Regions from separate parts of the Homo sapiens genome. Here region 2 is linked to region 1. Evidence: read pairs that join two places in POLR2A ChIA-PET (ENCODE). Cell type or tissue: CD4-positive, alpha-beta T cell. All regions are shown on one strand.

Region 1 (8,000 bases):
GTCTGGGCCACGGAGCGAGACTCCGTCTCAAATAAATAAATAAAAATAAAAAAACAGAGAAACCGAGGCTTGAATCCTAGCTTTACTATTTAGGAGCACTGTGACCCCAGGCAAGTCACTTGGCCTCAGTATTCTCAGGTGTAAAGTGGGGAGGTCCACGGCACCAACCTCTTGAGGATTGTGGAGACTAAATATGCAGTATGGATGTAAAGAGCTTAAAGAACTTACAATAACACCTGGCCCATAGTTAGCATTCTAGAACTTTCTTGCGGTTTCCCTCCTGGATCCTCCTAGCTGCAGGGTCTTGGGATTCTGTTGTGAGATCTTCCCACCCACCAGGCTTTGGTGGAGCAGGAAGAAGTTAGAAAAAAGTGATAATAATGATTAAGGTGCCCATCTTGGCTGGACACCTGTAATCTCAGCACTTTGGGAGGCTGAGGCGGCAGCATTGCCTGAGCTCAGGCGTTCCAGACCAGCGTGAGCAACATAGTGAGACCCCATGTCTACACACACACACACAGAATTAAAAATTAGCCAGGTGTGGTGGTGGGCGTCTGGAATCCCAGCTACTCAAGAGGCTGAGGCAGGAGGATTGCTTGAGCCCAGGAGTTTGAGGCTGCAGTGAGTTATGATTGTGTCATTGCGCAATCATTGTTTCACTGGGCTACTGAGCAAGGCTCTGCCTCAAAAGAAAAGAAAAAAGAAAAGAAAAGAAAAGAATGCACACACTATGCTGAACACTTTATGTATGTAATTTCCAAATTCTCACAGCCACCTAGTGTGAGCTTGTCCAACCCACGCCCCACGGCCCTGGCCCAGGAGAGCTTTGAATGCAGGCCAACACAAATTCGTAAGCTTTCTTAAAACATTATAAGATACGTCCGGGTGCGGTGGCTCATGCCTGTAATTCCAACACTTTGGGAGGGAGGCCAAGGTGGGAGGATCACTTGAGGTCAGGAGTTTGAAACCAGCCTGGCCAACATGGTGAAACCCCATCTCTACTAAATATACAAAAATTAGCTGGGTATGGCGGCTCACACCTGTAGTCCCAGCTACTCAGGAGGCTGAGGCGGGAGAATTGCTTGAACCCAGGAGGTGGAGGCTACAGTGAGCCGAGATCGTGCCACTGCACTCCAGCCTTGGCAACAGACTGAGACTCGTTTCAGATAAATAAATAAATAAATAAATACAAAGATTTTCTTTTCTTTTCTTTTTAAGCTCATCAGCTATTGTTAGTGTTAGTGCATTTTATATGTGGCCCAAGACAGTTCTTCTTCCAGTGTGGCCTAGGGAAGCTAAAAGATTGAACACCCTTGATGGCACATTGATACTAAATCATGAACCTGTTTTATAGCTGGGAGAATCTGAGACTTAGTGGGATGAATTCACTTGTTCAGGGTCCCAGAGCTGTGAGTTGTTTCAACTCCTAAGACAGACTCTGTCGTTCCTCAGTTTCCCTTCCATGCCCCATCCCTGGGAAGGGGCCCCAGGAGGGGAGGGGGTGTCCTGGCCACCGCTGTGGGCTCTGGGCAATACAGTGAGCTGGCTGAGCCTGCCTTCCAATCTGGACTTGCTATTCCCTGGCTGGGTGACCTTGGGCAAGTTTCTCAACTTCTCTGTGCCCCAGTTTCCTCAAAGTGGGAACAAGAACAACTGCCAAAGGGTTGCAGGGGATTCCATGAGCTTCTGTGGGTCAAGAACTCTGAGGGCTCGGCTTGGCCAGGGCAGGTTTGTGGGAGGCTCGGAGATGGTTTTCAGATTGTTCTGTGTGTCTCACATGCAATGAAGGGGCCCTCCTTAGCCCCTACTCCACCTGGGTTTCTAGGGGAAGTGGGAGAGGCAATGACCAGCCCAGGCCTCAGGGACAGTTGGCAAATGACTAAGGAGGGATTTTCCAGTCCATGAATCAGAGCCTGCCCATCCACACTTGGCCCAAACCCATCCGTCCAGGCCGACTTCCTAACTCCAGAGAGGCCGGGCAGGAAAGAACGCCCCCTGAAGCTGGACAGAGGATAGAGCCCGTGTGTGCTTCCTGTTCAAGTCTGGGCCATGTCTCCAGTTCCTTGGGGGCCCACACTGAAGCTGAAAAAGGGGACTTAAAGGGCCCCAGCTCTGGGACATCCTGTCAGTGCCACCAGAAGCCACAGAAGAGAGCTTCTAGGTGCACCTGTCCAGGGACCACCACCCAGGCTCCGCCCCTGCTGTTTTCCTATGGGAAGAGATAGGATAGGTCAGGGGGATGAGGTGGGGAGGAGGAGGGACCCTGGCATTTCAGTAATCCCTGCGGCAAGCCAGGAGAAGACGGGCAGCCCCGAAAGAGGAATCTGGAGGAGTAGAGAGGGGTCCCCAAGGAACAGGTGGAATCTGGAGGCTCGAGGGCAGGAATGAATGGGGAAAAAAGGGGTGTCTTGAGCTGGAATCTGGAGAGATGGGGGAGTTATTTACTTGGGGTGTACGGTAGGGATCTGGAGAGCAGGAATGGGGTAGTGTGAGTCTCTAGAGGCTACGATGGAGGGAGACAGGGTGTCCCCAAGCGGGGGGCCGAAGAGAGGATTGAAGACTGAATGGGGTGCCCTGATTGGCGAATAAAGATGCGGTAGGAAAAGAGGGGTACCGTTGGGGGATAAGGTGGGAAAAGAGGGGTACCGTTGGGGGATAAGGTGGGAAAAGAGGGGTACCGTTGGGGGATAAGGCGGGAAAAGAGGGGTGCCCAGGGTTGTAGGCGGGCCATGGGGGCCAGATCTCAGAGATCTGGGGTTGGTAGGAGAAGAAGGAAGTGTCCTGATTTGGGATCTGGGGCGCTGAGGGGCAGAGATGGCAGAGAAGGGATGGGGGTGGGTTACTGGGTTTGAAGGACAGAAACAGGAGGATGAGGGGGTGTTTCCAGGCAGGGTTAAGGGTCCTGGGGGTGGAATCTCAGGGGGTGTCTCTGATTGGGTTAGCTCTGGAGTCTGGGGATTGTGGGGGAGGAGAAGACAGGTGGGGAAGGTGCTGGGGGTGCGTCCCTGCCCCCGCCCCCTTCCCCCGCGGTCACCTGCTCGAAGGCCCAGCTCTCGGCTACCCGCTTGGCGCTGAGGTCCAGCAGCGCCTCGGGCCGGCCCCGGCCACGCGCGGCCCCGGCCCCGGCATCGCGCTCCTCGGGTCCCGCGGGGCAGCCCCGGCTCCGCTTGGCCGCGGGGGGTTCCATCCGGCCCGGCCGGGGCCAGGGCCGGGGCGGGGCCTCTTTGGGGGGCTCGGTCCGATGCCCGCTCCGCTTCGCCGGCTCCCGCGCCCCCTGCCCTCCTTCCCGTCCGTCCTCTGCGCTCGGCCGCCCCGGGACCCCTACCGCACCCACCCCCGACCCGCGCCGGGCCGGCAGGGTGATGCGGCCCCTTTAAGACTCTTCACAACAATGAAGCTGCTTCAGCCGCCGCTTTAGCTCCGCCGTCGTCCCGCCCCCACCGCCTGTCCCTATTGGCCCCCCCTCGGCCTCCTCGGCCCTCCCCCGCCATTGGCTGCGCCGCCAGACCCGTGTCCAAGCCTCGCTGCTCACTCGATGACTGCGATGCCAGTCTTTTCTTGTTTACCCAACCAGAGCGCACAGCGAGGGGCGCTGTCAATCACGGGGCGCCAGAGGCCAATCAGAGTGGGAGGACCCCCGCGGCCCAGGCCTTATGCGGAGTTTCGGGGCGGGCCCGGGGTTCATTCACAACATTCCTCCCCCGCCTCTCTTGGGCTGGACTGCGCGCCCCAGGCTTCTGGGGCTGCGCCCACACACGGCTTTGTTTACTGAGGGTCGCTTCCGGGCGCCGCGAGGGGACAATCAACATAGCCCGGCCGGTGAGCGAGACAGAGCAGCGGGATCCCTTGGCAGTGGCTCAGCCCCTCGTCCCTCCCAGCTGTGCGACCCGAGAAACTCACTCAACCTCTCTGGGCACCGGGTCAAGTTTTGGTTCTTGTGGGGGCGGAGGGGTCGCAGGCTCACTGAGGGAGCTCATGCGGGCCGCGGACCCCCTCTCCAGAAACAAAGCTCGGTTAGGGGGTTCATAGGTCATCCCTTGAGCCTCAAAACTAGTATAGTACCCCGCCCCTCCTTTCCATGCCCTAGATACTATCTTGGGTCATATGAAATTGCTAATTTTTTTTTACCATTTTTGGCCTGTTAAAATGGCAATTCCATGAGGTTCACCCTAACACTTAATCAAACCCCAGCACCTCTGAGCATTTTTTCTGACTCAGCTTGTGTAGGCCACCGTCTCTGGCCTGGAAGCTGGCCATGGCTTCCATCACCCGTTCCCGTCCCGGCTCCTTGCCAATGTCCTCAGAGGACCCTGCATTTTTCCTTCCTCATACTTCTCACCATTACCATTTATTTATCTGTTTCGGCGGTTTTTTTTTTTTTTTTTTTTTTTTTTTTTACGGAGTTTCACTCTTGTCGTCCAGGCTGGGGTGCAGTGGTGCGATCTCGGCTCACTGCAACCTGCGCCTCCCGGGGTCAAGTGATTCTCCTGCCTCAGCCTCCCGAATAGCTGAAATTATAGGCGCCCACCACCACGCCCGGCTAATTTTTGTATTTTTGGTAGAGACGGAGTTTTGCCATGTTGGCCAGGCTGGTCTTGAACTCCTGACCTCAAGTGATCCACCTTTGGTAGTTGCTTAATTTCAATCTCTCCCTCTCCACTGTGAGCCTCAGGAGGCAGGAGTTTGTCCCATCTGTGCTTTACTGTACCGGCAGCACCTGGAAGGTAGGCGCTTAACCTAGAACTTGTTGAATGTACCAACCAACACATGCTTTGCCTCCATTCAGTTAAATGATAGGCACAGCAGAAAAAAAAAAAAAACAGTGATTATCCACTCATCCATATGGAAGCCCTAGCTTTTTCTTGGAGAAACTTCGAGTCTCACAGCTGCACCCTCTGGCCAGTCTTCACCCACTCTCCCTGCCACCCCCTCAATTAGTTAAACTCCCCTGCAGACCTGCACTGTCCAGTATGGTCACCAATGGCCACAAGTGGTCTCTGAGCCCTTGAAATGGGACTGGCTGAAATTAGGTTGTGCTGGAAAGGTAAAATACAGAGTGGATTTTGGAGACATAGCAGGAAGGGAACAAGGAAAAATATTTCTTTTTTTTTTTTTGAGATGGAGTGATCTCAGCTCACTGCAACCTCTGCCTCCCAGGTTCACGTGATTATTCTGCCTCAGCCTCCCAAGTAGCTGGGGCTACAGGCACCCACCGCCACGCCTGACTAACTTTTGCATTTTTAGTAGAGACGGGGTTTCACCATATTGGCAGGCTGGTCTCAAACTCCTGACCTTATGATCTGCCTGCCTTGGCCTCCCAAAGTGCTGGGATTCCAGGCGTGAGCCACCACGCCCGGCCTAAAATATTTCATTAAGAATGTTTTCCATCCTGGCTAACACAGTGAAACCCCTTCTCTACTAAAAATACAAAAAATTAGCCGGGCATGGTGGCAGGCGCCTATAGTCCCAGCTACTAGGGAGGCTAGGGCAGGAGAATGGTGGGAACCCAGGAGGCAGAGGTTGCAGTGAGCCAAGATTGCGCCACTGCACTCCAGCCTGGGGGACAGAGTGAGACTCCAAAAAAAAAAAAAAAAGAATGTTTTGGCCAGGCGCGGTGGTTCACGCCTGGAATCCCAGCACTTTGGGATGGTGAGGTGGGAAGATCACTTGAGCCCAGGAGTTTGAGACCAGCATGGGCAACATGGCGAAAACCCATCTCTATTAAAAAATAAGAAAATCAGCTGGGCGTGGTGGCACAAGCCAGTAGTCCCAGCTACTCTGGAGGCTGTGACAGGAGGATCTCTCGAGCCCAAGAGGTTCAGGCTACAGTGAGATATGATTGTATCACTGTGCTCCAGCCGGAGTGACAGTGTGACCGTCTCAGGAAAACAAACAAACAAACAAAAAAACAGAAAACGAGGCCGGGCAAGGTGTCTCACACCTGTAATCCCAGCACTTTCGAAGACTGAGACAGGCGGATCACCTGAGGTCTGGAGTTCAAGACCAGCCTGGCCAACATGGTGAAACCCCGTCTCTACTAAAAATACAAAAATTAGGGCCGGGCACAGTGGCTCACGCCTGTAATCCCAGCACTTCGGGAGGCCGAGGCGGGCGGATCATGAGGTCAGGAGATGCAGACCATCCTGGTTAACACGGTGAAACCCCGTCTTTATTAAAAATACAAAAAAATTAGCCTGGCGTGGGGGCGGGCACCTGTAGTCCCAGCTACTCCGGAGGCTGAGGCAGGAGAATGGCGTGAACCCGGGAGGTGGAGCTTGCAGTGAGCTGAGATCGCGCCACTGCACTCCAGCCTGGGCAATAGAGCAAGACTCCGCCTCAAAAAACAAAACAAAACAAAACAAAACAAAAATCAGCTGGGCGTGGTGGCGGGCGCCTGTAATCCCAGCTGCTTGCGAGGCTGAGGCAGGAGAATCACTTGAACCCAGGAGGCGGAGTTTGCAGTGAGCCAAGATTGCACCACGGCACTCCAGCCTGGGCAACAAAGTGAGACTCTGTCTCAAAAAAAAAAAAAAAAAGACAGAACAAAAGAAAGCAAATGTTTAGTGTTGTTAACATGTTGAAATTATATTTTAGATAAACTTGGTTTAATAAAATACATTATTAAAATTGATTTCATATATTTTCTTTTACATGGTTTCAGGACATTTAAATTACGTATGTAGGCTGGGTACAGTGGCTCAGGGCTGTAATCCCAGCACTTTGGAAGGCCGAGGCGGGCAGATCATCTGAGGTCAGGAGTTTAAGACCAGCTTAGGCGGGGCGCGGTGGCTCACTCCTGTAATCCCAGCACTTTGGGAGGCCGAGGAGGGCGGATCGCAAGGTCAGGAGTTTGAGACCAGCCTGGCCAACATAGTGAAACCCCGTCTCTACTAAAAATACAAAAAATTAGCTGGGCCTGGTGGCGGGTGCCTGTAATCCCAGCTACTTGGGAGGCTGAGGCAGGAGAATGGCGTGAACCCGGGAGGTGGAGGTTGAAGTAAGCTGAGATCACAGTGTTGCACTCCAGCCTGGGCGACAGAACGAGACTCCGTCTCAAAAAAAGAAAAAAAAAAAAAAAGACCAGCTTGGCCAACATGGTGAAACCTGTCTCTACTAAAAATACAAAAAATTAGCCAGGCATGGTGGTGCGTGCCTGTAATCCCAGCTACGTGGGAGGCTGAGGGAGGAGAATCGCTTGAACCTGGGAGGCAGAGGTTGCAGTGAGCCAACATCGCACCACTGCACTCCAGCCTGGGTGAAAGAGTGAGACTCCATCTCAAAAAAAATATATATATATATATATAAAATAAATAAATAAAGTAAAATAAAATAAAATAACATATGTGGCAGGGCACAGTGGTTGGTCCCTGTAAACACAGCACTTTGGGAGGCTGAGCGGAGAGCAGCACTTGAGTCCAGGAGTTTGTGACTGGGCTAGGCAACACAGTGAGATGCTATCTCAAAAATAAATAAGTAAATAAATAAATAAATAAAAGTATATATGTGTCTCAAGTTGTATTTCTTTCTTTTTTTCCTTTTTTGTTTTTTGTTTTTTTTTTTTTTGAGCCGGAGTCTCGCTCTGTCACCAGGCTGGAGTGCAGTGGCGCGATCTCGGCTCACTGCAACCTCACTTGAACCTTGGGTTCAAGCAAGTCTCCTGCCTCAGCCTCCCAAGTAGCTGGGACTATAGGTGTGCGTCACCACACCCGGCCAATTTTTGCATTTTTAATAGAGATGGGGTTTTACCATGTTGGCCAGGCTGGTCTCGAACTCCTGACTTCAAGTGATCCACCTGCCTTGGCCTCCCAAAGTCCTGGGATTACAGGCGTGAGCCACCATCCCTGGTTAATTTTTTTTTTTTTTTGAGACGGAGTTTCGCTTTTGTTGCCCAGGCTGGAGTGCAATGGCGTGATCTCGGCTCACCGCAGCCTCCACCTCCCGGGTTCAAGCGATTCTCCTGCCTCGCCTCCCAAGTAGCTGGGATTACAGGCACCCGCCAC
Region 2 (8,000 bases), 290 kb before region 1:
CATCAGTTTGAGACTCCAAAGGATAATGTGATTCCCAGACCAGGTTTCCCTGTGACTCTCAATTTCAGTGTCCATTGGAATTTCCTAGGAGGCTGGGTTGGGTTTTGTTTGCGTGTTTGTTTTTGAGATGGAGTCTCACTCTGTCGCCCAGGCTGGAGTGCAGTGGTGCAATCTCAGCTCACTGCAACCTCCGCCTCCCGGATTGAAGCAATTCTCTGCCTCAGCCTCCCGAGTAGCTGGGATTACAGGCGCCCACCAACATGTGTTGCCCGGCTAATTTTTTTCTTTTCTTAGTAGAGACAGAGTTTCACCATCTTGGCCAGACTGGTCTTGAGCTCCTGACCTCATGATCCACCCGCCTTGGCCTCCCAAAGTGCTGGAATTACAGACGTGAGCCACCGCGCCTACCCGAGGCTGGGTTTTTTTGTTTTGTTTTGTTGTTATGTGTTTTTTTGAAATGGAGTCTTGCTCTGTCACCTAGGCTGGAGTGCAGTGGGGCGAACTCAGCTCACTGCAACCTCCGCCTCCCAGGTTCGAGGGATTCTCATGAGGCTGTTTTTTTTTTTTTAATGAGACAGGGTCTCGCTCTGTCACCCAAGCTGGAGTGCAGTGGGGCAGTCATAGCTCACTGCACCCTCGAACTCCTGGTCTCAAGCAATCTTCCCACCTCCACCTCCTGGGTAACTGGGACTACAGGTGCCACCATGCCCAGCTAATTATTTTTGTGTAGAGATGGGTTCTTGCTATGTTGCCTAGGCTTGTCTGGAACTCCTGGCCTCAAGCAATCCTCCAGCCTCAGCCTCCCAAAACTCTAGGATTGCAGGCGTGAGCCACTGCGCCCAGACCCTGCAGGAAGCTCTGGGTCCTAAGTGTTGTGAGACTCAGGTGTCAGCACTTTAACAAGTGTTCCAAATGGGTTTGATGCAGGTAAACCAGAAAGATGTTCAGAAAAGACCTGAAACTGGGGGCTTTTCTAATGGGTCAAAGCCAGGGATACAGGTTGGGATTGAGTAGAATGGGGAAAACTGCGGGGTGGGGAGGGGTTGTGAGGGATTCCAGGCAAAGGCCCCCTTCTTCCTTCAGCAGAGACCAAGTACAGAAGGAGCAGCTGGCCAAGGCCATGCCCACCTTCTTACAGATGTGTGAGCCCTACTTCCTGTACCTGGAGGCAGCCGCGAGAAGCATACCCCCCATCTATGGACCCCTGCAGGAGCTGGTCCGAAAGGGGGTGTGTGGAGGTTTCTTAGACCCCACGCCCCTTTCTTCTCGCAGCTCTGAGCCTGTGGGGATGGTGGAGGGGGAGGCCCACTCCTCGCAGGCCAGCTGATCTCACTGTACCCCCCTCTTGTATGCAGCTGTTAGAGATCTCCCAACAGCTGACCCTGCGCCTGGAACAGCTGGTCCTCATGTACGCTTCCTTTGGGTTCGTGGACCTGGAGGAGATGAACCCCCTTAGGTAAAATGGTAGGAGACTCAGATGGGGGGATGAAGGAGTCCAAGGCCCAGCCTCACCCCTCCATTCTCTCATGTCTCGCCAGCATCTCCTGTTTCTTTTGCGGGAGGTTCTCCATCAGCCTGTCCCATGAGGTCTCCATCTTCAGATACTGTGCCCCAACCGCCTACACTGCCAGCCGCTTCCCCCGCTACCTCTATAAGAAGATGCGCTGGCACCTGGAAGCCACCCCAGAGGCCCCTGGTCGGGGACAAGATTCCCTTGTGGATTAGTAAGTCCTCTTACCCAAATCAAAGTCCTCCCCTTTCTATGATGAATGCCAATATGACCCTCCAAACCGTCACCAGCAAAGTGAAAAGTGAGCCAGGGCCCGAGGCAGTGGCTCACGCCTGTAATCCCAACACTTTGGGAGGCCGAGGCAGGAGGATCACTTGAGCTCAAGAGTTTGAGATCAGCCTGGGCAAGATGGCAAGACCCTGTCTCAACAACAAAGAAATTCGCCAGGCGTGATGGCTGGCACCTGTAGTCCCAGCTACTTGGGAGGCTTAGGCAGGAGGAGCACTTGAGCCCAGGAATCAAGGCTACGGTGAGCTGTGATTGTGCCACTGCACTCCACCCTGAGTGGAAGCAATAATCTGTCTCTTAAAAAAAAAAAAAAGTGAACCAGGAAACTAAAGGCTTTTGAAAGGCTACCTCTATTTTCTTAAAACCCACCCTCCCACCAAAATAAAAGTTCTCATCTTAAAAGTAGGCTGGCAGGGAGAAAAGGCCTTGGAGTCACATTCCTACCTGAGAACTTCAGGGCAACTTCTGATGAGTTCCCACCTCAACTCCAAAATTAAAGCCCTCAACAGAAGTAGCTAGGAAGCTGATCACTTCTAATTACAGCTCCCTCCCCTCCTAGCTACTTTCTGTGCTATCGAGATACTTGGGAAGACACAGGCCAGAGTCCAGCCAATTCGTGCCCACAGATCCAGAAGCTGTGGTCCATCGGCCGATGGGTGCCCCTAGGACCAGCCGAGGATGACCTTTATTCATGGTAGGAGCTAGGGCAATAGCAACGTGGGCCTGGGAGCTGGAGGGGGAGGCAGAACCCCACCAAAGACAATCCACCTTCCCAAACACTTTGCTTCCCTTAGTAGTGATAGCATTTTATTGTGCCCTGAAAAGCACTTCATGCAGACCCCAGTAACAACCCATGGAGATCTATGCTATTGGCCCCATTTAACAAAGAAAACAGGGTGCTCAGAGAAGTTGTTACCTGCCCAAGGACACACAGCTAGCAGAGCGAATGGACAGGTCAGGACCAGTTATTCAGCCTCTAGGAGCCATTACTAAGTCTCTGATCAACAAGGAAACAAGTTTCCCCCGGGGGTTTTTCCCACCCGCAGCTGAAACAAAGCCTCTTTCACCTGAGCCTCTCACTCAAAGGGAGGGACTCCCGAGGGGCAGGGGGCACTCAAGTCCAGGCCTGTCTATCCCTGGCCCCCCCACCCCAGGATTTTGTGCCCGCAGCCGCTTGGGGACTACCAGCAGCTGCTGACCATCGGCTTCGAGGAGCCCACGCCCACGCTGGCCACCGACCTGCTGGTGCAGATCCTCACGGGCCAGGCAGGCCAGGCCCGGCCTCCGAGCGCAGCCGGGCCTGCGGGGTGGGCAGCGCAGGGGTCTTGAACCTGGGGAAGAGGGTAGGAGCTGGAACTTGACAGTTCCAAACTCCAGAATAGGGGGCAGGGGAGGGGCTCACTCGTTCTCGCAGTGCAGCCCGGCCTCGCCTTCCAAAGGGCCAGGCCGAGCTGACCTGTCTGCACCGAGTCCGGCTTGGCCGTGGGGCCCTGAATGCGGACACGTCAGTTTTGTGTTAAATAAAAGAAAGAAAGAGGTCACAGGCTCAGCGTCCGCTGCGAATGCCGCGCCCCTCCCCCGGGGGATTGCCCCACCCACTCGCGTGGCCTTCTGGGAAATGTAGTCTTTTGAAAGAAGCCTGGAATTCGCCAATAGGCGGACGAGAGTTTGGCGCATGCGCATAGGCGCACATGAAGCAAAAAGGGAAGTGGTGCCCGTCAACACCGGAACCCAGAAAACTGCAAGTTTAGGGTACCGGGGAAATTCAACGTCCACTGGAGGAAGAGACTTAAGGCTACGCCCACTCCCATATTTTGACCCGGAAGTTATTTATTTTAGCGTAGAAGACTACTTTTCCCGACGCGCCCCAGGAAAGTGCCCTCGATCAGTTTCCTAAGGGCCCGAGTTAGACTTTTTTTTTCTCTTCCAGCTTTTGGGACTTGGGGGCCGGACAGGTCGTCGTCTTTCTTGGGGTATCCGGGGTGCGGACAAGGTGGGAGAGCCCTACGGTATCCAAGCTTAGGATCTCTCAGCCTCTCTCTAATCTCGGACTGGAGAGGAGACCCTGGCTGAGAGAAATGAACTCACCTGCTCAAAGCTCCTGCGAGCAAGTGGCGGACCTTGGACCTGAACCGGGTACTTGTGATCGCAACCCGGTACTTGTGGCCCGTTGCAAGGAGGAAGGGTGTCCTCCTGAGCCAGGTGTCACTCAGCTGCGGGTTATACCCCTTTAATCCAAGAGGGACCCTTTTGGTTCTCCTCCCCTCCCCTCCCCTCCCCCCGCCCCCGGCAGCATTTTCATAGAGGAGACACCCAGAGCCCTGCCCTTATTTATGATTTTGAGCAAAGCACCTACCTTCCAGTCCCTGGCACATAGTATTAGCCTCCATTTCCAGATGATAAAAAAGGACGTTAGAGGTGAAATGAATCAATATTGAATGCCAACACTAGTTTCGCTCTTGTCGCCCAGGCTGGAGTACAATGGCATGATCTCGGCTCACTGCAACCTCCGCTTCCCAGGCTCAAGTGATTTTCTTGCCTCAGCCCCACGAGTAGCTGGGATTACAGGCTGATGCCACCAGGCCCAGCTAGTTTTTGTATTTCTAGTAGAGACGGGGTTTCGCCATGTTGGCCAGGCTGGTCTCCAACTCCTGACCTCAGGTGATCCGCTCGCCTCTGCCTCCCAAAGTGCTGGGATTACAGGCGTGAGCCACCGCGCCCGGCCACTATTGCTCTTCCATGGGTATTTCTGGTGACAATTTCTGACTGCATCAAGGATGTTTTTTAGTCCACAGCTGTGGTCTGAATGACATCAAGGAAATCCTGATGCTCCCTGATACCGCTTTGAGGGAGTCCCTGTGAGTTTTCCTGTGGCTCTAAGATGTTTTTCGGGGGGAGGGAAGGGTCTTGCTCTGTCACCCAGGCTGGAGTGCAATGGCGCAATCCTGGAACCTCCAACTTCTGCAAACTCTAACTCCTGGGTTCAAGTGATCCTCCCACTTCGGCCTCCTAAGCAGCTGGGAGTACAGGCAGCGACGATGCCCCTATTTTATTATTATTATTATATTATTATTATTATTGTAGAGAAGGGGGGGGTTCTTCCTATGTTGACCAGGCTGGTCTCGAACTCCTGGCTTAAGCTATCCTCCCGCTTCGGCCTCCCAAAGTGCTGGGATTACAGGCATGAGCCACCCTGCCCGGCCTTTAAGATTCTTTAGACTCGTGGGGTCCAATGGAAATATCAAGTGAGCTGCAAACGCAAATCACGTATGTAGTTTCAAATTTTCTAGTAACCACATAAAAAAATTAAGAGGTTAGGGCCAGGCGCCGTGGCTCATGCCTATAATCCCAGCACTTTGGGAAGCTGAGGCAGGCGGATCACGAGGTCAGGAGATTGAGACCATCCTGGCTAACACGGTGAAACCCCGTCTCTACTAAAAATACAAAAAATTAGCCGGGCGTGGTGGCAGGCGCCTGTAGTCCCAGCCATTCGGGAGGCTGAGGCAGGAGAATGGCGTGAACCCGGGAGGTGGATCTTGCAGTGAGCCGAGATCGCACCACTGCATTCCAGCCTGGGTGACACAGCGAGACTCCGTCTCAAAAAAAAATAAAAAATAAAAAATTAAGAGGTTAGATTCATTTTCGTGATATTTTATTTAACCTGTTATACCCAAAATATTATTTCAATGTATAATCCATGTAAAAAAATTATTGAGGTATTTTCCTTTTTTGTACTGTCTTAGAAATCTTGGCCGGACATGGTGGCTCATGCCCATAATCCCAGCACTTTGGGAGGCCGAGACAGGTGGGTCACTTGAGGTCACGAGTTCGAGACCAGCCTGGCCAACATGGCAAAATCCTGTCTCTACTAAAAATGCAAAAAAAAAAAACAAAAAAAAAAAAGGTGGGTGTGGTGGTGGGCGCCTGTGATCCCAGCTATTCAAGAGGCTGAGCCAGGAGACTCGCTTAAATCTGGGAGATGGAGGTTGCAGTGAGCCGAGATCGCACCACTACACTCCAGCCTGCGCAACAGAGCGAGACTCCATCTGAAAAAAAAAAAAAAAAGCCAGATGCAGTGGCTCACACCTGTAATCCCAGCACTTTGGGAGGCCGAGGCAGGCAGATCATGAGGTCAGGAGTTTGAGACCAGCCTGGCCAACATGGCGAAACCCCATCTCTACTAAAACTACAAAAATTAGCCGGGCATGGTGGCAGGTGCTGGTAATCTCAGCTACTCTGGAGGCTGAGGCAGGAGAACCGCTTGAGCCCAGGAGATGGAGGTTGCAGTGAGCCGAGATCGTGCCATTGCACTCCAGCCTGGGCAACAAGAGCAAGACTCCATCTCAAAAAAAAAAAAAAAAAAAAAAAGGAAAAGAAATCTAGCATTTCACATTTACAACATATCTCAATTCAGACTAGCCACAAGCAGCTCTAGACGGTCTCCTTTAAGTCAAATCCACTGTCTCTTAAGACAGGGTTTCGGGTGGGTGGTGACAGTACAGTACTGGAAGGGGAAGGAAACAAGCTTTGTTTCCTGGGTCCTGTTGCTGAGCAGCTTTCTACACCCTTGATTCTCAAACTTCCTAGTGTGCATCAGAATCACATGGAGAGTTTGATCATTAAGTCTGGGATGAGACCCAAGAAAGTGCTTTTTTTTCTCTCTCTCTTTTTTTTTTTTGGTAGAGACTTTGTCTTGCTATATTGCCCACACTGGTCTTGAACTCCCAGACTCAAGCAATTATCCCACCTCAGCCTCCCAAAGTGCTGTGATTATAGGCATGAGCCACCACACCTGGCCCCTGGAAGGCGCATGTCTAGCAATTCCCCAAGCATTGCGGATACTGCTGGTCCTGGTGCCACTACATTGAGAACTGCTGGTTTATATTTACTTCATGGTTCTCAGACTCAGCTGTATATTGTAATCACCTGGGAGCTTCAAAAAATACTGATGTCAAGCCCTTCCCCCATTCTGATTTACTTGACATATGGGGGCCTCAGTTGAGTTTAATATTCAGAAAAGTTAGAGAATCCCTCATCTATACTTAAGTAGTCCTGTCCACTCTTTTTTTTTTGGAGATGGAGTCTCGCTCTGTCACCCAGGCTGGAGTACAGTGGTGCAATCTCAGGGCTCACTGCAACCTCTGCCTCCTGGGTTCAAGTGATTCTCCTGCCTCAGTCTCTTGAGTAGCTTGGACTACAGGCATGCGCCACCATGCCTGGCTAATTTCTTGATTTTTAGTAGAGATGGGGTTTCTCCATGTTGGCCAGGCTGATCTCGAACTCCTGACCTCAGGTGATCCACTCGCCTTAGCCTCCCAAAGTGCTGGGATTACAGGCATGAGCCACTGCACCAGGCCTAATTTTTGTATTTTTAGTGGAGATGGGTTTTCACCATGTTGGCCAGGCTGGTCTCAAACTCCTGACCTCAGGTGATCCACCCACCTTGGCCTCCCAAAGTGCTGGGATTACAGGCATGAGCCACCATGCCCGGCCCCTGTCCACTCATGACATACTTAGTTCTTGGCTCCCCTGCTGGAAATTAAGACCAGCCTCTAGGTGTTTCCATTTTCCACCTTCCCAGGCTCTCTCCGCCTTTCTCTACATAGCTCCCACAGTCACAGTGAAGTATGCTGAGGATGGGGTCACTGGGCTGAGGATGGGGTCAGCTGATGAGCCCTTCATGGGCTGAGCTGCTCTTGGGTGCAGCCTTGTATCAGCATGACCTCTCTGTATTTTATGCATATGGATTTCACTAGACATTTGATGCCCCTATACAAGAGACAGAGTTGGACAGAGCCAAGAATTTGTTTTTGTTTAAGACAGAGTTTCGCTCTGTCACCCAGGCTGGAGTGCAGTGACACGATCTCAAGAGCCAAGAGTTGAAACAGCGATTCTAAAATGTTCCTGGGTTGGGTGTGGTGGTTCACACCTGTAGTCCCAGCTACTCAGGAGGCTGAGGCAGGAGGATCACTTGAGCCCAGGAGATCAAGGTTACAGTAAGCTGTGATCATGCCACTGCACTGCAGCCTGCGTGACAGAACAAGACTTGTCTCCAAAATTGAAAACATTTTTAAATTTAAACTTCCTGGGTCTCCCCTTTTCTGGTCTTAGTGAATTTTTTTTTTTTCTTAGGTTACAGATCTCACTCTCACCCAGGCTGGAGTGCAGTGGTTCAATCATAGCTCACTGTAGCCTCAACCTC

The links. ChIA-PET counts read pairs that join two places held together with the same protein. Peaks named below come from ENCODE experiments on the same cell type or tissue, not always from the same donor. Only the 100,000 strongest peaks of a DNase experiment are listed, where the experiment ranks them.
Region 2: POLR2A ChIA-PET joins it to region 1 with 13 read pairs; 5 of 35 experiments call an interaction of 5 or more read pairs at or near these places.

The regions. Positions count from the first base shown.
Region 1 is chr19:13,790,836-13,798,835 of GRCh38, reverse strand. ZSWIM4 (zinc finger SWIM-type containing 4) reads right to left here and starts at 3,393. Exons shown (of 14, transcript NM_001367834.3): 1 at 3,035-3,393. The coding sequence starts at 3,187. RefSeq lists an enhancer at 2,730-2,799 and silencers at 3,040-3,249, 3,270-3,759. In CD4-positive, alpha-beta T cell, no CTCF peak of the experiment used is centred here; DNase peaks (open chromatin) are centred at 1,905, 3,014, 3,515 and 4,161; H3K4me3 peaks cover 2,248 bases; H3K27ac peaks cover 549 bases.
Region 2 is chr19:14,076,961-14,084,960 of GRCh38, reverse strand. C19orf67 (chromosome 19 open reading frame 67) reads left to right here. Exons shown (of 6, transcript NM_001277378.2): 2 at 1,084-1,228; 3 at 1,356-1,456; 4 at 1,539-1,724; 5 at 2,358-2,492; 6 at 2,953-3,337. The coding sequence ends at 3,127. Among named protein-coding and RNA genes, the nearest start is that of C19orf67, 4.8 kb to the left of the region's middle. RefSeq lists enhancers at 2,891-2,950, 3,211-3,500. In CD4-positive, alpha-beta T cell, no CTCF peak of the experiment used is centred here; DNase peaks (open chromatin) are centred at 2,850, 3,490, 4,740 and 6,390; H3K4me3 peaks cover 1,780 bases; H3K27ac peaks cover 1,030 bases.